2 separate regions of the Mus musculus genome follow, and region 1 is linked to region 2. Evidence: chromatin loops called from intact Hi-C (ENCODE). Cell type or tissue: heart. All regions are shown on one strand. Links, peaks and the distances in the headings refer to the core of each region. The heading gives the core; the rest is flanking DNA.

Evidence for each region. A loop is a pair of places that touch in the nucleus more often than their neighbours do. Peaks named below come from ENCODE experiments on the same cell type or tissue, not always from the same donor. Only the 100,000 strongest peaks of a DNase experiment are listed, where the experiment ranks them.
Region 1: it touches region 2 in a loop (8-fold over the local background); 15 of 42 quality-filtered maps call a loop at or near these places.

What each region holds. Positions count from the first base shown.
Region 1 is chr7:142,314,148-142,320,382 of GRCm38, forward strand. No RefSeq gene overlaps it. Among named protein-coding and RNA genes, the nearest start is that of Krtap5-4, 14 kb to the left of the region's middle. In heart, for the core only: CTCF peaks have their summits at 2,559 (motif pointing right) and 2,760; no DNase peak of the experiment used is centred there; H3K27ac peaks cover 3,861 bases.
Region 2 is chr7:142,578,281-142,584,515 of GRCm38, forward strand. No RefSeq gene overlaps it. Among named protein-coding and RNA genes, the nearest start is that of H19, 3.3 kb to the left of the region's middle. In heart, for the core only: CTCF peaks have their summits at 2,042, 2,529, 3,553 and 3,754; a DNase peak (open chromatin) is centred at 2,474; H3K4me3 peaks cover 1,502 bases; H3K27ac peaks cover 2,051 bases.

The sequences.
Region 1 (6,235 bases), core at 434-5,433, 260 kb before region 2:
AGACACACCCAGGATCTCATGATCCTAGGATCCCAGAATCACGGGATCACAGAGACAGCTTGACTTAGAGGAGTTCTGACACAACCAGGATCACAGGAAGGACAGGCTCCAGTCAGACATACCCAGGGCAGGTAGCACTAGAGATAACCAGAGGGTGGGAGGCAATCATAAGAACATAAACAACAGAAACCAAGGCTACTTGGCATCATTAGAACCTAATTCTCCCACCATAACAAGTCTTGGATACCCCCAACAAACCAGAAAAGCAAGATTCAGATCTAAAATCACTTCTCATGATGATGATGATAGAGGACATTAAGAAGGACATAAATAGCTCCCTTAAAGAAATACAGGAGAATTCAGATAAACAGCTAGAAGCCCTTAAAGAGGAAACACAAAAAATCCCTTTAAAGAGTTACAAAAATAGGTTGCCAGTTTGTGCTTCGAGGCTGGTGCTGGACAGGTTGTGGTGTCTACTTACAGAGTGGAGTGCAGAGTCATCCTGACTCTACATTTGCACTCAAAATGGAGCCAAATGCCACTTTGTGAAATGGAGTTGCCCAGGGCAGGACAGCCTGAAAGCCACTGTTTACATAATATAGAGCGTCTTAGAGCAGGGTACAGCCTGATCTCAACTCCATCTCCTGGAGATTCCATCGCCCTTGGCAATCAGGACAGATCTGCCCATAAAGTCCTGGTTCAAATAGTGCTGGGACTTCAGCATGAGACCCTGCGGGGTTTGGGAGAGCGCTGGCATCCTCATTTGGGGGCTTAAACTGCAGCTTTGCAGCTGGTCACCTTTCAGCTGGAGACCTCAATCCCCCTGGGAAGACACTTGAATTTTCAAGTAGCAAACATCGCAGAGAATAGCTCCCAGCATGCACTAGAGAATGCAGCCCCTGCTTTAGCTTGCAGCTGGGTCTCTAGGCTGCAGGAGAAGGCCTGGATGCCCATTTGGCTTGAGTCCCATTATTTGGGGGGATGAATGGCACTTGGCAGGTGTGAAACTGAGAGGAGTCAGGGGAGGGTAATGGGGCCAACTATAGTCAAAGTGGCTAATAAATTAGAATTAAAATGTCACAGGAACCCCATTGCTTTGTACAACAGATGTATACCAATAAAAACAAAACAAACCATGAGCCACGGAGATGACTCAGTGAAGTGCTTGCTATCTAAGCAAGAAGACCTGAGTTCAACCCCCCAACGCCCATAGAAAAGCTGAGCATAGTGACAGTGGCATGTGTCTGTCAGAGCATTGAGGAAGCAAAGCAGATTGCTGAGGCTGACTAGCCAGACTAGCCTAGTTAGTGATCCCTACTTCCCATGAGCCTTCTTGTCACAAAACACAGGTTGTATGGCACCTGATGGATGATACCCAAGGTTGATCTCTGCCTTCCTTGTGTGTGTGTGAGAGAGAGAGAGAGACAGAGAGACAGAGACAGAGACAGAGAGAGACTGTGTCCATGTGTCTGTGTGTCTGTATGTGCATGTGAGCATAAAAATACAAAGAGAAATGGTGCTGCACTTGGCTTTTGACTGTCCCAAGTATGTCCAGGCCTGTGTGACCATCTACACCAGAAACCCACAGCATCACCAGGAAAGATGGGCTGCTGAGCTGCAGGAGTCTTTGAAAGCTCTTCTGGCCTCAGGGTCCGACTCTGGATGTAGAGAATAAGAAGACAAGACTTAGGAGCCATCTTCATCAGGACCTTAGCACAGCATTGTCCAGTGCTGATAAACCACTGGCTGATTTACAAGCTATCTGCCTGTAAGAGAAACAGGCTTCCACCGAAGATGGTTTCTGATTTCTGTCTCCATTGTCTACTGAGCAGGTGCCCGACACAGGCCATTTTTCTTGTGCGTTTCTGAGTTCAAATGTCTTATGTGCATGCAGAACCAATATGAGCGTGTATGTTTTCAAGACAGAGGCTCATGGAGACCATGCTGGCCTCACACTCACTATGTAGTTGAGAATGGTCTAGAACTCCTGGTCCTCCTGCCTCCACTCCCAGAGTGCTGGGACTGGAGGAGTGCATTGTCACACCTGTTTTTGCAGTGCTGGGGATAGAACTCAGGACTTCAGGAATGCTAGGCAGACACTCTACCAACTGAGTCACATCCCCAAATCTGTGACCAGCTTTATGGTGGACTGAACTTCAAGGCCTTATTTTTTTTAAGTTAGATTTATTTATTTTATGTGTGTGACTGTTTTGCTTGCATGTGTGTATGTGCACCCTGAGCATGGCTGGTGCCCAGGGTCTTCTCCCCCTGGAACTGAGGTTGCAGATGGTTGTGAACTAACTGCCTTGTAGGTGCTGGGAATTGAAGGTAGGTGCCCCTTATGTCCTCACAAGAGGGGCAGCAGCAGCTCTTAACCACTGAGCTGTCTCTCCAGCCTCAACATCAACACCTGATTGCAGCATTCAGCATGGGTGCCTATATTTGTCTCAGTGATGGAAACAAGGCCGAACAAAATGCCTTTTGCAAGAGCTTTGGGCTCCAAAAGGACCCAAAGTTTCAGGTTTGGAAACTTAAGACAGGTTGTCTGTAGTTGCATGAGATTACCACCAGGTGGCACTGTTGAATGAGAAAACGAACAAGTCATGGCTAGGATGGATAGAGCCCCTCACCCAAGCAGAGCGGTCACCACTCTGAACTGAGTCTCCATGTGAGGGACTCTGACTTGGACCTGCGTTGAGAGGCTCCATTGACAGAACAGTGGGTGACACCAGAATAGTGACAGACACCAGCACGCTGTTCTGGTGGCTCAGTTCTCTCTGAGACGTGAAGACAGTCTGTGGGCCTGTGACCAGTTCTTTCGTTTGTGAGCAGAACATGGCTGCCCATCTCAGGACTCCAACCCTACCACCACACCTTCGAGCTGAAGCAGTGTAGTCTGTGGCAGAAGGGGATGGGGTCCCTGTGTCCCAAAACAGACCTCTTCCATCTATTCAGTACAGCACACTTCTGCCTGGAGGTCCTAAACCTGGCCTCACTGAATGCCCATTGGATGACCCGGGCATCTGCAGGCTGAGCTTGATTGATGTGCAGCATACACACTTCAGATAAAACATGAAGGGGTCCTTTGAACCTTGGGGTGGGCCTGGCTCCCCACAGTCAGATATTGATGGCTGTGCTTAACTCCTGACTTTGTTTTTGCTCCAGGCTTGGAAGTCATATGACAGATGTTCCGGGGCCCTGCAGGGTTAGGGCTGGGGTTCACAGCCTTTGCTACATGCTAAAAAGCAGCTCTGGGCCTGAGGCCTTTTCTATGACGTACGAGCAAGCTTTCCTGTTGAATGTGGGAAGTCTGTGGCCTACCTTATCGCAGGTGTCTGCTCACCCTGGATGACATCATTCCTGCTCTATGCCAGGGGTCAGCAGCCTGGGGACACACACTACGGCCCAGTTAGGCTTCAGTCTGAAAGGGAAGGAGGAACTCACTCCTCTTTCTTCACAGAACATTGGGGGCTAGCATGCTTCTTACTCAATGTGAGTGCACTCAGACCGGGACAGAGGATGTGGGTAGGAGCTCCAGTAAGCAGAAGGTGTCTCCTGTCATTGGGGCTCCCCAAGGCCAGGCCTACCTGGCCTTCACGACAAGAGGCAGGGAAGACCTGGCACTTAGCCTCTGTTGTTGGAGGAAGATCACTCAGGCTAGGGAGGCCCCTCAGAGAAACAGCAGGGAAAGATAACTTCTGCGTAAGCTAATAAGATACAAGGATTCAATATCTGTGCCCAAGACAGATGTCCCAGATAAAGTGCAGCAGCTGCCTGTAAAAGGACTGGTCCTCAAAGGCAGGAGGAACATGCTTGAATATGAAAACTCAGAACTTTCTCGAAGGTTTCCTGAGTCCCTCCCATTCAGACACAAAGCTCAAACTATTGCCACTGTTGGGGACAGCCAGCTCTGTTGTAGGTCTAGCCCACACATTGGGTGAGGGCCATATGAGCCACATGCACACACATCTCCTGCCTGTAGGGGTTGGGGTGGGGCAGGAAGAGAGCATGGCCGTGTCAGATTTGATTTGGTGATCACTGCAGTGCTGATGGCTCTCTGACAGGTTCCCAGGGGTGCCGAGTTTTTGGTGATAAAAGGGGGCTCTCTTAGACTAAGCCAAGTGGCTGCTTACCGCCCTTGACTGATGGCATGCGCCCCATGCCAGCTACTCTGGACTGCTGGCAACCCCGCTGCACTGGTCCTTCCACAGCATAGCACACTCATTAGTGGGTGCCAGCCACGGGCACCCTTTCCTGGTGAGCCTCCTGGGCATAGGATTTACTCATATTTCTGCTAGGCTCTTTACCGTCATCTTTTAAACTTGGAATATGGATAGCTTTTGGATTGGGCATCACATTTTGGGTCTCAGTCCTAATGATCACTTGTCAGCACAGAGATAGTCACAAATAGGATGTGTACAGAGGCACCTCATCTTGGAAAGAACAGTATACCGTCAAGCAACATCCAGCAACGTAGACTCAGGAAGAAAAGTGTGGTACTAGCTACATACATTGACCTTAATGTGTCTGCACTATGTGGGTGACAATGAGCACACTGGTCTGTAGCGAGGACTCATGGGTTAAGAACATTTGCTGGGCTTGCAGAGCCCCTGCACCCACATGGTGGCTCACAACTACTTGTAACTTCATTTTCAAGGCATTCAATGTCCTCTTCTGTCTCTTTGGGCACTGGGACACTGATTGGCCGGTGCATGGATATAGGTAGGAGGAATTCAGAGGGACATTTTACTGTGAGCTTGTGAGTGTGTGTGTGTGTGTGTGTGTGTGTGTGTGTGTGTGTGTGTGTGTGTAGTGTGTAGTGTGCATATATGGCAGTAAAAGAACAGCCCCAGGTGTCAATCCTCTGACACCGTCAACCTTTGTTTGAGACGGAGTCTCTCATGGTCAGGAACTTCATCAGGTAAGCTAGACTTGCTGGCCAGTGATCTGTGAGGGAGGCGACCCGCACCTCGCCTCTGTCTCTCGTCTCATCCACACCAGAATTACAAATGTGTGCTGTCACACCTGGCTCGTCGAACAGATTCCAAATTCAGTTCCCTGTGTTTTGCTCTTGCAAGACAAGCACTTTGCCAACCGAGCCATCTTCCCAGCTCTTGCTGTGAGCTTATTAACTGGCGTATTAGTGCGTGGGCAGTGTGATCAGCTATGCATCCCATAATTAGAGCCATGCGTCAAGCAGAGGGAATAATAGTACCAAGCTGCAGAGTGATGCACCGCATGGTCCCGTAATCTAAAGACAATTCAGAGAGAAGTTAGGAGCCAAGCTTATAGCCTAATCTTTATTTTTGGTTTAAGACATTGATTGTCATGGCAGAAAGTGGATGAGTAAAACCGTACCGTGCCTAATAATTTTTTAAGAGAAAAAAAAATGCCTTGGTAAAGATGAGAACATAGGCTAACAGGAGAAGAAAGAAAGAGAAGCAGAAAGCAGAGAGAGCAGAGGGTTGGGGTCTAGTGTCTGATGAGCCAGGCCCCAGCCAGAGACAAAAGCAAGCTGCATGCAAGGTGGGGCCCAGTGCCTCTGGCAGGAGAAGGTTTTCCATCCCTGGGAGATGGTGTTTACATGTGGGGTAGCAGCCTTGACAGTGCGAATACACAGAGCCTTGACAACAGCACAGCCGAGGATGGGGTTGGCAGAAATCAATTAAACACAAAAGGCTTGCTGCCTTGGGCCATAAACCTCTAAACTGATTTAGCCAGCATATTTCATAATCAAACCTGTGAGCACATAAAGTGCGTCTTCCACGTCCCGTGGGAAGTCCGCTATGCATGAGAGTCCCCTCAGTGCCAGGCTGGTCAAGGCCTTGGGCTGTGCCCTGAGCTCAAGGGTGGCTAGGGCCCCAAGCTGGCAATGGGCAGTGGATGGTGGGGCTGAGAGGCCCTGTCATGTTCTGCTGCAGGGTTGTCAGAGGGAGGGAGGGAAGGAAACAACCACACATTACAGGAAGAGCTCTCTGGGATGGCTCCAGAGGATGGTGGCCGAGGCTAGAGCTGAGACCGTGCAGACTAAGGTGAGGCCAAGGTGGCGTCAGAACCATAACGCAGCAAGAAAGATAGAGCCGCAGATATCTGACTCGGTTCCAGCTCCTGTGACATCAGATTCCACAGCCCGGATATGGGACACTGAGACAGTGGGCACAGAGGACATCACAGGAAACAGCGGTACCGTCACTTAGCATGTGTCACAGCTCACAGCAGCCTGGCAGTAGCAAAG
Region 2 (6,235 bases), core at 790-5,789:
CAGCGCACGTTCGCCTCACCCCACACCCGCACCCGTCCTGAAATTCTCCAAAGACAGCCTCACCACAACTCCCACTTTGGAATCCCTTAGACAGGGCCTGGCATTGTCCCCAGATATCTCCCTTGATGTCGAGAACATATAGCCCCGTAGCCTGCTGAAGCCCTTCATAGAACGGTGGTGCCCCAGGCACCCTGCCACACTGAAGCTGCCCTTTACTCAGTTTGTATAATGACCACAATGGGAATTTGAGGGCATGGGTCTCATACTATCCCACGGAGTATGAACAGCCTACGAGTGGCTAACCCCCAGCCTTTGTCCTAGTCTGCTTGACTGACCTTATCTGGCCGCAGTGGTTTCAACAAGGTAGTAGCTAATTTGGGCACTCCTCACCGTCCCTTTTCTGGGTGAGTCGTCACGTTTGTCAGGACTCTCTTGCGATGAGTTTTATTAGTTATCTTACAGTCTGGTCTTGGTCACCCCAGTCAACCGGAGGCACAGTATGGTCTCCCTATCCTACTGAAGTACTACTATCAGTGATAGAATGGGGACAGGAGAGATGCCCTGTCCCTCCAGCCACGTGCGTGCGTATACCATTGCTCTTAGCTTCTGTTGAAAGTTATGCAGCTGAAATCCACAGAGTCAGCATCCACAAATCAGGGCACCAGAGAGTAGAGCAGCTCTAGATGGAAGTGACCGGAGCTCCAGATGGGAGGAGGACTCAAGGGCTGACCAGTCATGACCACTCAGCAGTGGTTCTCACCTATGTGAGGTGCAATAGCACCTTGGCAGATCCTCAGCCTAGTGGCTGCATGTCAGCTGAGTACTCATTTCTGGCTCCTAGTGATCCTTCATTTTTACTCTGTGAAAAGCCCTGGTCATTGCTGTGGGTGGACCCTAAGTTATGATACTGACGGACACCTCCAATTTGGTCATAAATAGACCCCAGCCTCTATTATCTTGGCGCTGTAATGTGTGTCTGTGCTGTCACCTTGTGGTGGTTGTGGCTATCTCTGCGCTCTTAAACAAATGATCCTTTTCAGAGATCGGTATATAAGATGGAAAAGAATGACCCCATCTTCTAATGAGCCTCAAGAACCCTGGCAGCATCAGCAGACTAAAGGCCGAGGGTTGGCCATCACATGTAAGCTATTCACTGGTGTGGTGGCAGTTGGTCTCTGTCTCCCATCACCCCCCACATCACCCTTGCTATACTCCCCTATACTTCCCACTATATCCTCCCCACTACACCCCTGCTATATCCCCCCTGTCATCCTCCCCACCATACCCCTTGCCATACCCCCCACCATACTTCCCCTATGGCCCCCATACTCTCTGCTATACCCCCACTATACCCTCCCTGCTATACCCCCACTATACCCCCGCTATGTCCCCCACTATACCCACACTATACCGCCCCACTACACCCCCATTATACCCCCACTATGCCCCTCCTGCCATGCCCCCCACTATGTCCCCCATTATGCCCCCGCTATGCCCCCGCTATACCCCCACTATAACTCCCTCTATATCCCCCGCTATACCCCTACTATACCTCCCACTATACTTCCACTATACCTCCCCATTATACCCCCTCGCTATAACCCACGCTATACAACCCCACCATGCCACACCCGCTATGCTCCCTCTTGCTACCCACCCTCCTGCTTCACTTCAAACTAAGCGGATCCCTGACTTCTCCTAGTCTCTAATCTCAGCTTTGCAACTTCTTGCTACAGTTCCTAGGTTACCTGGGACATTGCAATGGTTGAACCCCAGCCTCTGCTTTTATGGCTATGGGGTTTCGGTGGACGCACGCACGCGGCAGTTTCTATGTCTCCCGCCTATAACCGATTCTGTATTGAGTTTGGATTGAACAGATCTGGCTAGCTTGAGGAGTCCCAAGGCAGAAGGGGACCATTCCGTAAGTGCACAAATGCCTGATCCCTTTGTTGAACCTGGGGTACTCAAAGCTTTGTCACAGCGGACCCCAACCTATGCCGCGTCTGCCGAGCAATATGTAGTATTGTACTGCCACCACGCGGCATCGTCTGTCCATTTAGCTATAGCCAAATCTGCACAGCGTGGAGAGTGAACCGATCGATCGTGAAGGGCGCAAGACTGAAGGAGCTACCCAAGAAATGTGTGTTGTACCACCCCATGACCCTTATGAATCATTGAATGCTATGCCTGAGTGACCCATGAGTTTGCCATAGGTGAACCGCAATTTTGGTCACCTCTATGATAAAGTATGTGGGACTGCACTGGTCGCTGCTCGGCAACTTCGGTCTTACCAGCCACTGACGATCTCGGGCTGTGTAGGGAATGAGTCAAGTTCTCTGGTTCAGTGTGTAAGGGAACCATTCCAGAGGTGCACACATCTTACCACCCCTATGAATCCCTATTTGGGTGACCCTGGGATATTGCTGGGAATGAATCGCTCCCCCCAAGTTGGCAGCATTTGGGCCACGATATATAGGAGTATGCTGCCACCGCGCGGTAGCATCCGTTCCCTTGTTGCACATAACAGCTTCTATGCCTTCCTATAGTGAGCCACACTGGCTGGTTTTGGGGTTCAGTGACCAAAGGGACCCCCTCCAGAAACACAAGTGTTCCAACCTCTTATAAACCATATCGACCACTGAGGCATAGCGGCTTCGGACATTGCTGTGGGCGAACCCGAACTTTGGCCCTTGGACATTGTCATGGGCAAACCTTAACTTTGGCTGTCTCTGGAACATAATGTTTAAGATGACAGTCACCAGCGCAGCAATTTGGTCTTTCCACTCACAACGGCTTTTGTGCTTTCTGGCATCGAACCACATGCACTGGTTTATGGGGTCTGAGACCAAAGGAGACCATTCCGGAAGGGCATAGGTGTCCTGCCTTCTGCTTTTAACAAGGCTCTCCGGGACAGTGCAAAACAGGTGAACCCCAACTTTGCCATAAGTACGATTATCTGCCACAAACCAGCCAGGGGTCCTACCACCTCTTCAATTGATTTTGGGCTGACACCCAAGGCTTGATGTAGGATTCCTCAGCTGCCAAGCTGGCAGCTGAGCCCCATTGAGAGAGAATGCAGTTTCAGAATTGTTTGCAGCCCTGAGCCGGAGATCATTAGCATCTGAACGCCCCAATTAGAATACGAAAGCGCAAATCACCAGACTTTCTTGTTGGCGGTTCCTTAAGTGATTCTTTGGGTAGGGAGGTCAGGTGTCCTCATAGATGTGCAGAATTTGAGGACCATGCTTAGTGGGGTCTGCATTATGGTACTGCAATACATTCCATGATCACCACACATAGTAGCTATACTTCAATTTTCACACAATAGCGCTGATGGCCCCAGAACCCTATAAGTCAGATACCTGAGATAGCTCTTGAGAACGTTTTATCAAGGACTAGCATGAACCCCTGGCCTCATGAAGCCCATGACTATGGGATCATAGATGGTGATAGGGGAGAAAACTCAATCAGTTGCAATCCGTTTTAGGACTGCGATGTACGAGACTTCACTGCCGCCGTGCGGCAACCCTGGTCTTTACACACAAAGGATTCTTTGCAGAGAGTAAGCCGACCTTGTTGATTTGGGAGTCCGAGTCCACGAGGTACCAGCCTAGAAAATGCATGTGTCCTGCCCCCCTAGTGGCATTTGTGACCCCCCTGAGGTACTGAACTTGGGTGACCCACAGCATTGCCATTTGTGAATTCCAATACCAGGGGTGGGGGGGCTCTTTAGGTTTGGCGCAATCGATTTTGCTGCCACCACGCGGCAACTCCCGCGTATAAACCCCACAACTGATTCAGCAGACGTCCAAGAATAGGGCATGGTCTCCTTGCAGAATTCTTATGCCTCCTGGATGCTCGTGTGAATGTAGCATGTTCCTTTGAGTCCTGGGTGTAAGTGCCCTGCACGCTCATCCCCCGGACATGAAAATAGAATCTCTATTTTCTCACCAACCTTTTTCTTTCCTTGTGGTGATTCGGGAACTGTAGGCAATGGCTATTTTCTCGGTTTTAACTCAGGCTCCAGGCAGACTCAGTACTGTCTGGTCATCAGTTGCTGCACAGAACACACTTACATGGCACCATGGCCCTTTAGCCTCTGCTATGTTCCTCCTGTATGGTCACAGCACTGCTATGTTCCTCCTGTATAGTCACAGCACTTTTGACTGCATTGAATGGACAGTGAGCAGGAAAGCTTCCTTGGTCAGGCTAAACTCCTAGTGGTTCATTTGCATTTCGATGGGATAGAGCTAGATCTCTTCTTCCAGAAACAAGTTAGGCATGCCTTTGTCAATCTGGGGACTGCCAGGGCAGAAAGTACAATGAGGGCAGTAAGCTTTGGCGGGGAGGGGGGCTCTTGGGGTCAAGTCTAGTCTGTTTTGGCCATTGTAATAGTACGTGACATTGAGGACTAGGTGATGGCTAGCAGCTGGTGGGCAAACAGAACCTAACTGAAGCATGGTACTCTAATGGGGGCTAGTATCCAGTGAGAGCCTAGTCTGAGCCCTGTTGTTGGCTGTGGAACTTAGACAAGTGGTGGAGAAAGAGCTCTGCTTTCTCAGATTCCTTCTTAGTAACGTTCCTAAAGAATGAGCATAGAGAGAGTGGAAGTGAAACATCCAGGGGAGCCTCAGTCTCTTCTGAGTTCATGGCCAAGACTTATGTCCTAAACTCACACTATGGCCCTCTCAGTTGGGAACCAGCTCCCGTTGTCCCCTTCTGGACACCATCCCCATATAGAACTAACCACACAATGTGTCTTTTATACCACTGTGAGCATGGTGGTGCCACCTAGTATCTGGACAAAAGCTTGTAGATGATGCTAACATGACAATATGATATTGACTTAGATAAGTTGGTACATAAGAGTGACATAGCTGGTCCCAGCACTTGGGAGGCAGAGGCAGGCAGATTTCTGAGTTCGAGGCCAGCCTGGTCTATAAAGTGAGTTCCAGGACAGCCAAGGCTACACAGAGAAACCCTGTCTCAAAAAACAAAACAAAACAACACCACAAAAGAGTGACATAGCTGGGACATGGACATGGGAGTGTCACATAGATGGGATATGCACCCAGAAGTGTCACATAGATGGGACATGGACACAGGAGTGTCACACATAGGGGATATGGACACAGGAGTGTCACACAGGTGGGGCATGGACACAGGAGTGTCACACAGATGGGATATGGACACAGGAGTATTACCTGAACAGGACATGGGCACTGATGTGCCACCTGGATATAACATGGGCCCAGTGGTGTCTGTAATCTGGAGAGAACATAGGTATAAGAGTGTTACTTATATAGGACATGGACACAGAATATCACTTCAATAAGATGCAGGCTCAGAGGTATTACCCAGGAAGGACATGGGTATAGAGATCTTTCTATATACAGAAGAGATACCTTCTAGACCTTCTAGACACATAGATGGGACACATAGATAGGACACATAGATGGGACATATAGACACATAGATGGAACACAGACACAGAGGAATCTTTTGGACGGGACATGGGTACAAAGGTGTCATTTGTATGGGGCATGGGCATAGGAGTCCCAATGGACGTACACAGAGGTGTTTCCTGAATGAAACATAGGCACATGGATTCCACAGGACAACAAAACAGAGTTGTCATCTTGAATGGATAAGGGCACAGGGGTGTCTCCTGGATAGAATGCAAGAATAGAGATAACACCTGGATAGGACCTAAGCATAAAGGTGTTACCAAGATAGGACACAAACATAGCTGCCTCCTAGATGGGACATGGGCGTAGGTGTCATATGGAGGGGATAATGCCACAAAGGTGTCACCTGGATAGGACATGGGCACAGAGGTGTCACCTATGTGAAACATGGGCACAATGGTATCATCAGCATGTAGATATAGACACATTCCTATCCAAGGATGGGGACATGAATACCAGGGTATGACTTGGATAGGGACAGGACATAATGTGTCATTCAAAGAAGATTGGAGATGCCATCTATAAACCATATACAACCTAAGGAGAAATCAGCTCTACAGGCATGGGCACCTTGACTTTGGCCTTGAAATTGTGGGGTACAAGAAAACTGATTTTTGTGTAGGAAGATGGTTTCTTGTAGCCCATGCTGACCTCAGACTAGCTATGTAATAAAGATGACCTTTAATCTCTGATCTTCCTGCCTTCATCCCCTGAGTGTTGGATGATAAGTGCACCACCATGTCTAATTTATGATTCTGCTTTTCTGA